Regions from separate parts of the Homo sapiens genome. Here region 1 is linked to region 2. The links are chromatin loops, found by intact Hi-C in ENCODE. Cell type or tissue: lower leg skin. All regions are shown on one strand. Each heading gives the region's core, and the rest is flanking DNA. Links, peaks and the distances in the headings are about the cores only. Region 1 overlaps POLN (DNA polymerase nu). Region 2 overlaps FAM193A (family with sequence similarity 193 member A).

Evidence for each region. Hi-C counts contacts between places; a loop is a spot of excess contacts. Peaks named below come from ENCODE experiments on the same cell type or tissue, not always from the same donor. Only the 100,000 strongest peaks of a DNase experiment are listed, where the experiment ranks them.
Region 1: a loop joins it to region 2, with 7 times the contacts of the local background. A loop is called at or near these places in 7 of 110 quality-filtered maps.

Annotation. Positions count from the first base shown.
Region 1 is chr4:2,225,902-2,228,778 of GRCh38, reverse strand. All of the region lies in intron 3 of POLN (DNA polymerase nu), which reads left to right. It overlaps HAUS3 (HAUS augmin like complex subunit 3), which reads left to right. Exons shown (of 6, transcript NM_001303143.2): 6 at 1-430. Among named protein-coding and RNA genes, the nearest start is that of HAUS3, 15 kb to the left of the region's middle. In lower leg skin, for the core only: no CTCF peak of the experiment used is centred there; no DNase peak of the experiment used is centred there.
Region 2 is chr4:2,621,357-2,624,271 of GRCh38, reverse strand. The region is part of intron 2 of FAM193A (family with sequence similarity 193 member A); the gene reads right to left. Among named protein-coding and RNA genes, the nearest start is that of FAM193A, 86 kb to the right of the region's middle. RefSeq lists an enhancer at 1-558. In lower leg skin, for the core only: no CTCF peak of the experiment used is centred there; a DNase peak (open chromatin) is centred at 1,401.

The sequences.
Region 1 (2,877 bases), core at 1-2,500, 400 kb after region 2:
TTGCTATTTTGTGTGGTGAACAAGAGATATGTTTTTGACAATATGTGTATTGTGCTGCTATAGAAATGTAAACTCTTAGGTGGCAAGGATTATTGGATCAGTGTATATGGATTTATGATGTGGTATAATAGTAAAAGCAGTGGGGCCGGGTGCGGTGGCTCACGCCTGTAATCCCAGCACTTTGGGAGGCCGAGGTCGGCGATCATGAGGTCAGGAGATCGAGACCATCCTGGCTAACACGGTAAAACACTGTCTCTACTAAAAATACAAAAAATTAGCTGGGAGTGGTGGTAGGCGCCTGTAGTCCAGCTACTTGGGAGGCTGAGGCAGGAGAATGGCATGAACCCAGGAGGCGGGGCTTGCAGTGAGCTGAGGTCTCCAGCGTGGGCGACAGAGTGAGACTCTATCTCAAAAAAAAAAAAAAAAAAAAGTGAAAGCAGTGATATGCTCACAAATGTCACTGAAATGTTTATAACATCAGGGCTTTTGGTGTTTTTTTGTTTTGTTTTTTGTTGGTGTTTTTTTTTTTTTTTTGCTACTAGCAAAGCAGTTTTTATTTTAAATTTGCAAGCCTGGGCCAATAGTTTGTGGTTGGTTTCTCTTTCTACAAAATAAGGTATAAGTGAGTGAGATATAATTGAGTAATGAAATTGCATTGAAATAATTGAGAGTATTGCCGAATATTAGCACAAAAGCTCTTATAAACACATCTTGATTAAGATACATTTGCACTTAACGTTTTGATCCATTCATATTGAGGCATCTGTTGCTTATATACTTTATTATAGTAGAAGTCACTAATAAACTGGTAAGAATTTTTGAGTGTGAATTACATGCCTAGCAATTGATAGTGTAAGACACTATCATAATCACATTATTCCATATTTTTTTGAATAATAGAGGGTGCATACTTGACAGAGGTGGAAATATACTCCCCTTCAAAAACCGGTAAGAATAATGAAATGCCTCTGGCAGCTATAATATGAGGCTCTGATGAAAAATTTACGACAGTCAGTCCATCTCATATAAGCTCTTATTGTTGTTCTAAAATACATTGTTAATGCCTGGGACGATCACTTGAGCCCAGGAGTTCGAGTCCAGCCTAGGCAACATAGCAAGATCTCATCTCTGAAAATAAAATACCCCGTTAAAATTCTGGCTTTTGTTTGTTAAGGTTATTGAGAAGGTAATAGAAAAAGATATGATACTACTTTTCTCTCTTGGATTTGTAAAAATAGTGGAATTTTCATAAGGATTTTGTATTTTCTATTGCTGTATAACATTATTAATACAAACTTATTGGCTTAAAAAACACAATTATTGTTGTACAGTTTCTGTGCGTCAGGAGCCTGGACCTGACTCTGCTAGGTCCTCTGCAAGGGTGGACTCCAGGTGTCAGCCAGGTCTGGTGTCTCTCCTGAGGCTGCAGTGGGGAAGCATTCTCTTCTAAGCTCACATGGTTGTTGACAGAATTCAGTTTCTTGTAGACTTTCAGACCAAGGGTCTCAGTTTCTCACTGGCTGGTGTCTGGAAGGCATCCCCAGTTCCTGTCATGTGATCCTCTATGTGGGCAACCTACAATATGGCAGCTCACTTTCCCTAGCAGCACTGACATTACAGTTTTATATAATGTGATCAAATACATGCTGCTGCCTTTGGTGTGTTCTGTTGGTTAGAAGCTAATCAATAGTCCCATTCACCCTCAAAGCGGTTTGGGGTTATGTGAGGACATGATACCAAGAGGCAGGGATCATAGGGCCACCTTGGAGTCTTTCCACCACAGATTCTCACCAGTTTTATTCCTTCATCATATGAATCCAAATTAAAGTTGGATTGCTGGTGGATTATTGATGAGTGATGCTGGACCTAAAGTTTTAATTGACTCTGGATTCTTGTGAAATACTGAGCTGTTATGTCAAATTCTTCTAAGAAAAATATTGTAAATTAGCCTTTTATTTCCATGAGCCTATTTCATACCAAATAAATATGGAATTTCAACTCAGAAATTAATGGAAATAAACTACACATATTTACTTTTACAAACACTAAGTCACACCAAACTGTATTAAACCTGTGATACTTGTCATTTTGGGGTCTAATTTTCTTATCTGCTAGACTGACTGAGGTGACTCAAGATACACATTCAGTAAAGATTGGACTGTTATATCTTCTTGAAACAAGTATAGATCCTTATTTAGAAACACTTTGTCATGAAAAACACTAAAAATGCAAAACACATTAATGTAAGAGAACATCCATGTAACTACCACTTACATTGCCAACACCTCAAAATTTACTTCTCAATTAAAATCTCTCCCTGCTGAAATGTAACCATTAATTATCCTGCCTTTTATGGCAACCACTTCATAATCATGGGCATTTTAAATTATTCCAGATAACTTTTTGGCAGCGATTACTCATTTCTTACCACGTTGAATCCATCCTTGTTTTCTGAGGCACACAATTACACTACATGGCTCAGTCTTGTTGCAGTCAGGTTTGACCAAGTGGCCAGGTGCCTGTCAGTGAGTTGTGAGCTCAGCGGGTGCCATTTCCAAGGGAGGCTCCAAGACAGCCTGCCTGCTTCTCTGGCCTCTTTGCTTCCCATCGGTTGGAGCTGAAATGATTCTTCTCCAACCCTGCAAATGATAACAGTGTCCTAGAGGATTGTGGAACAACATGCTAGAAGGATCCTGGGCCCCTGAGTGACTTTAAAAAACAGCTATACCACCTACTGAGACCATTCACCTCAGAACATGGGAGAGAGATAAACTTACTTTTTTTTTTTTCGAGACAGGGTCTTGCTCTGTCGCCCAGGCTGGAGTTCACAGGTCATTGCAGCCTGAACCTCCCAGGTTCAAGCAATCTTCCCACCTC
Region 2 (2,915 bases), core at 92-2,591:
TCGGGAGGCTGAGGTTGCAGTGAGCCGAGATCGCGCCACCGCACTCCAGCCTGAGAAACAGACCGAGACTTTGTCTCAAAAAAAAAAAGAGAGAGAGAACATTGGGCAAAGACCTTCCTATGTCCCACGCCAAAAGGATTTCACCAACAACAACTAGAGAACACAACACAACCCTAGGTTCCTCCTCCCGCTCAGTTACCCTTCCATCGGCACCAAGGCTCCTTCTAGAAGAGGCCCTGAGAAGGACTCTGCTCCTTGGGAACAGGGGCTCAGGGCTCAGGTCTCAGAGCTGAGGGTGCCCACAGGGTGATGCAGGGTGCTAGAGAGCCTTCCCCAGGCTCATGACAGGGGCTGCCAGCTCCATAATCATTGCATCCCCCTGACCCCCACAGCATGAGGAAAAGAAATACAGTCACAAGAGAGACTTCCAGAAAGGAATTCACCTAAGTCTTGAGTATTGCACTATTCCCACTCTGGTCCCCACAAGGAAAAGTGTGCTCTCCTCACCAACCCCTCCCCCAGTCAAGCATGAAGCCACTGAGACAAGCCCCCAGAGAGACGGGTGGTGGCCTGTGGCAAGGAGCCTGGGGCTCACCCTGGGCTGGACTTGGCAAGGTCTGTTCAGATGCTTGCACTACCCCAGTCTGCTGCTGAGCCAAGCACAAGGAAACTCCCAAGGGCCTGTGGCAGGTGCTGTGGAGTTGGGTCACACAGACACTGGTGCAGGCCTTGCAGGTAAGACCCTGCAGCAGAAAAGCCTGAGCGTTGCTAAGTGGGCAGAGGATTAAGACAGCAGGGGACCGGCCAGGCGCGGTGGCTCACGCCTGTAATCCCAGCACTTTGGGAGGCCAAGGCGGGCAGATCACGAGGTCAAGAGATCGAGACCCTTCTGGCCAACATGGTGAAACCCTGTCTCTACTAAAAAAGCACAAAAATTAGCTGGGTGTGGTGGCGCTCGCCTGTAGTCCCAGCTACTCGGGAGGCTGAGGCAGGAGAATTGCTTGAACCCGAAGGCAGAGCTTGCAGTGAGCCGAGATCGCGCCACCGCACTCCAGCCTGGTGACAAAGCAAGACTCCGTCTCAAAAAAAAAAGACAGCAGGGGACCCAGCTCAGCTGCCGCCAGCACACAGGAGGGTAAGAGCTTGTGTCATCCTGAAAGAATCCCACCCCAAATAGGTCCTGCTGGGGAAGCAGACCCCAGAATTACACCATGAGGGAAGGGGGGCAGAGTGCGGGACAGCAGTGGTAGGGGGTTGGGGGCAGGCTGGTTGTGTCACACAGTTTCCACTAGACAGTCCAGCACGAAGTCCCTACCAAGGTCTCAGAAGTGCCCAAAGGTCTGAATGTTTTGCTCTGTTCTGAATGTTTGTGCCCCCGCCCGCCCCCGTTCATAAGTTGAAATTTTAACCCCTAAGGTAATGTATCAGGAAGTAGGGCCTTTAGGTGGTGATTAGGTCATGAGGTCGGAGTCTTCGTGAATGGAATTAGTGTCCTTTTATAAAGAAGGCCCCAGAGAGCTGCCACATCCTTCCACCGCACGAGGACAGAGAGAGGGCACCAGCTATGAACCAAAGCTTGGCCCTTCCCAGGCACCAATCTGCCAGCACCTTGATCTTAGACCTTCCAGCCCTCCAGACTATAAGATATAAATGTCCGCTGTTTACAAGCAGCTTAGCCCATGGCATTTTGTTGCAGCAGCCTGAGCATGCTAAAGCAGCACCCCCGCCACCAACAAGAAAGAGCCAGCAACCACTGGGCCACCCATTAGGACCACAGGCCTAGCGCTAGTGGGCCAAAAAGAACCTAGACAACCCAGCAGAGAACAAAGACCCCCAAGTCTCCGCTCCAGTGCCCCTTCTCCATCCTGGAGGAACAGGACAGGCATAAGGAAGCAGGACATACACCACCGCCCTCTGCCCTTGGGGACTCCTGCCATCACTTAACATGAGGGGAAGAGGCTTTGAATTAATTAGATGAGACATTTAGGTTTTTTTTTTTTTTTTTTTTTTTTTTGGAGACAGGGTCTCGCTCTATCACCCAGGCTGGAGTGCAGTGGTGCAATCTCAGCTCACTGCAACCTCCGCCTCCCAGGCTCAAGCAATCGTCTCACCTCAGCCTCCTGAGTAGCTGGGACCAAAGGCATGCGCCACCACACCTGGCTTAATTTTTCGTATTTTTGGTAGACACAGGGCTTCGCCATGTTGCTCAGGCTGGTCTCAAACTCCTGAGCTCAAGTGATCCGCCCACCTTCATTTCCCAAAGTGCTGGGATTACAGGCGTGAGCCACCACACTAAGCCACATTTAGGTTTTTATGTAGACTGGACCTGAGTACCTGAAAATGTGGTTATTCCAATACCAAAAGTGGCTGGAAGGCCATGGAGTTCTGACTGAAGAGGCATGGTAGGGCAAGGAGAGGGCAGTGGTAGAAGAGGCTGTTCCCTAAGCGAGTCCGTTCCCTTCAACAAGCGAGGTTCACGCTCTCCTCCATCCCACGCCCATCTAACAGCAAAGTTGTCCACTCCACCTCAATCCTAAGCACCTCCACAATCCACCCATTCTTCCTCCGCTGCTTCCAACCCAGTCTAAGCCATCATCACCTACCTCTTGCCTGCACAGCTGCACTGGCTCTCTCTAGTGGCACACCTATTTCCGTATGTACTAATCATCCATTCTCCAAGCAGCAGCAGAGTGAGATCACAGAGCTCCCTACATAAAACCTCTGTTCTCCTCCACTTCACTTAGGAGCAAACACCGTATTTCTTACCACAGCTTTCAAGGTTGCTCAGGTCAAAGTTCTGCTTTTAAGTCACTGCCCTTGCTCCCTTTGCCTCGTACCCTTAGTCAGTGAGCCTCTGATTGGCTTCTGGTAGACTGTAGAATACTGTCCCATCAGGCCTCAGCAAAAAGATCACC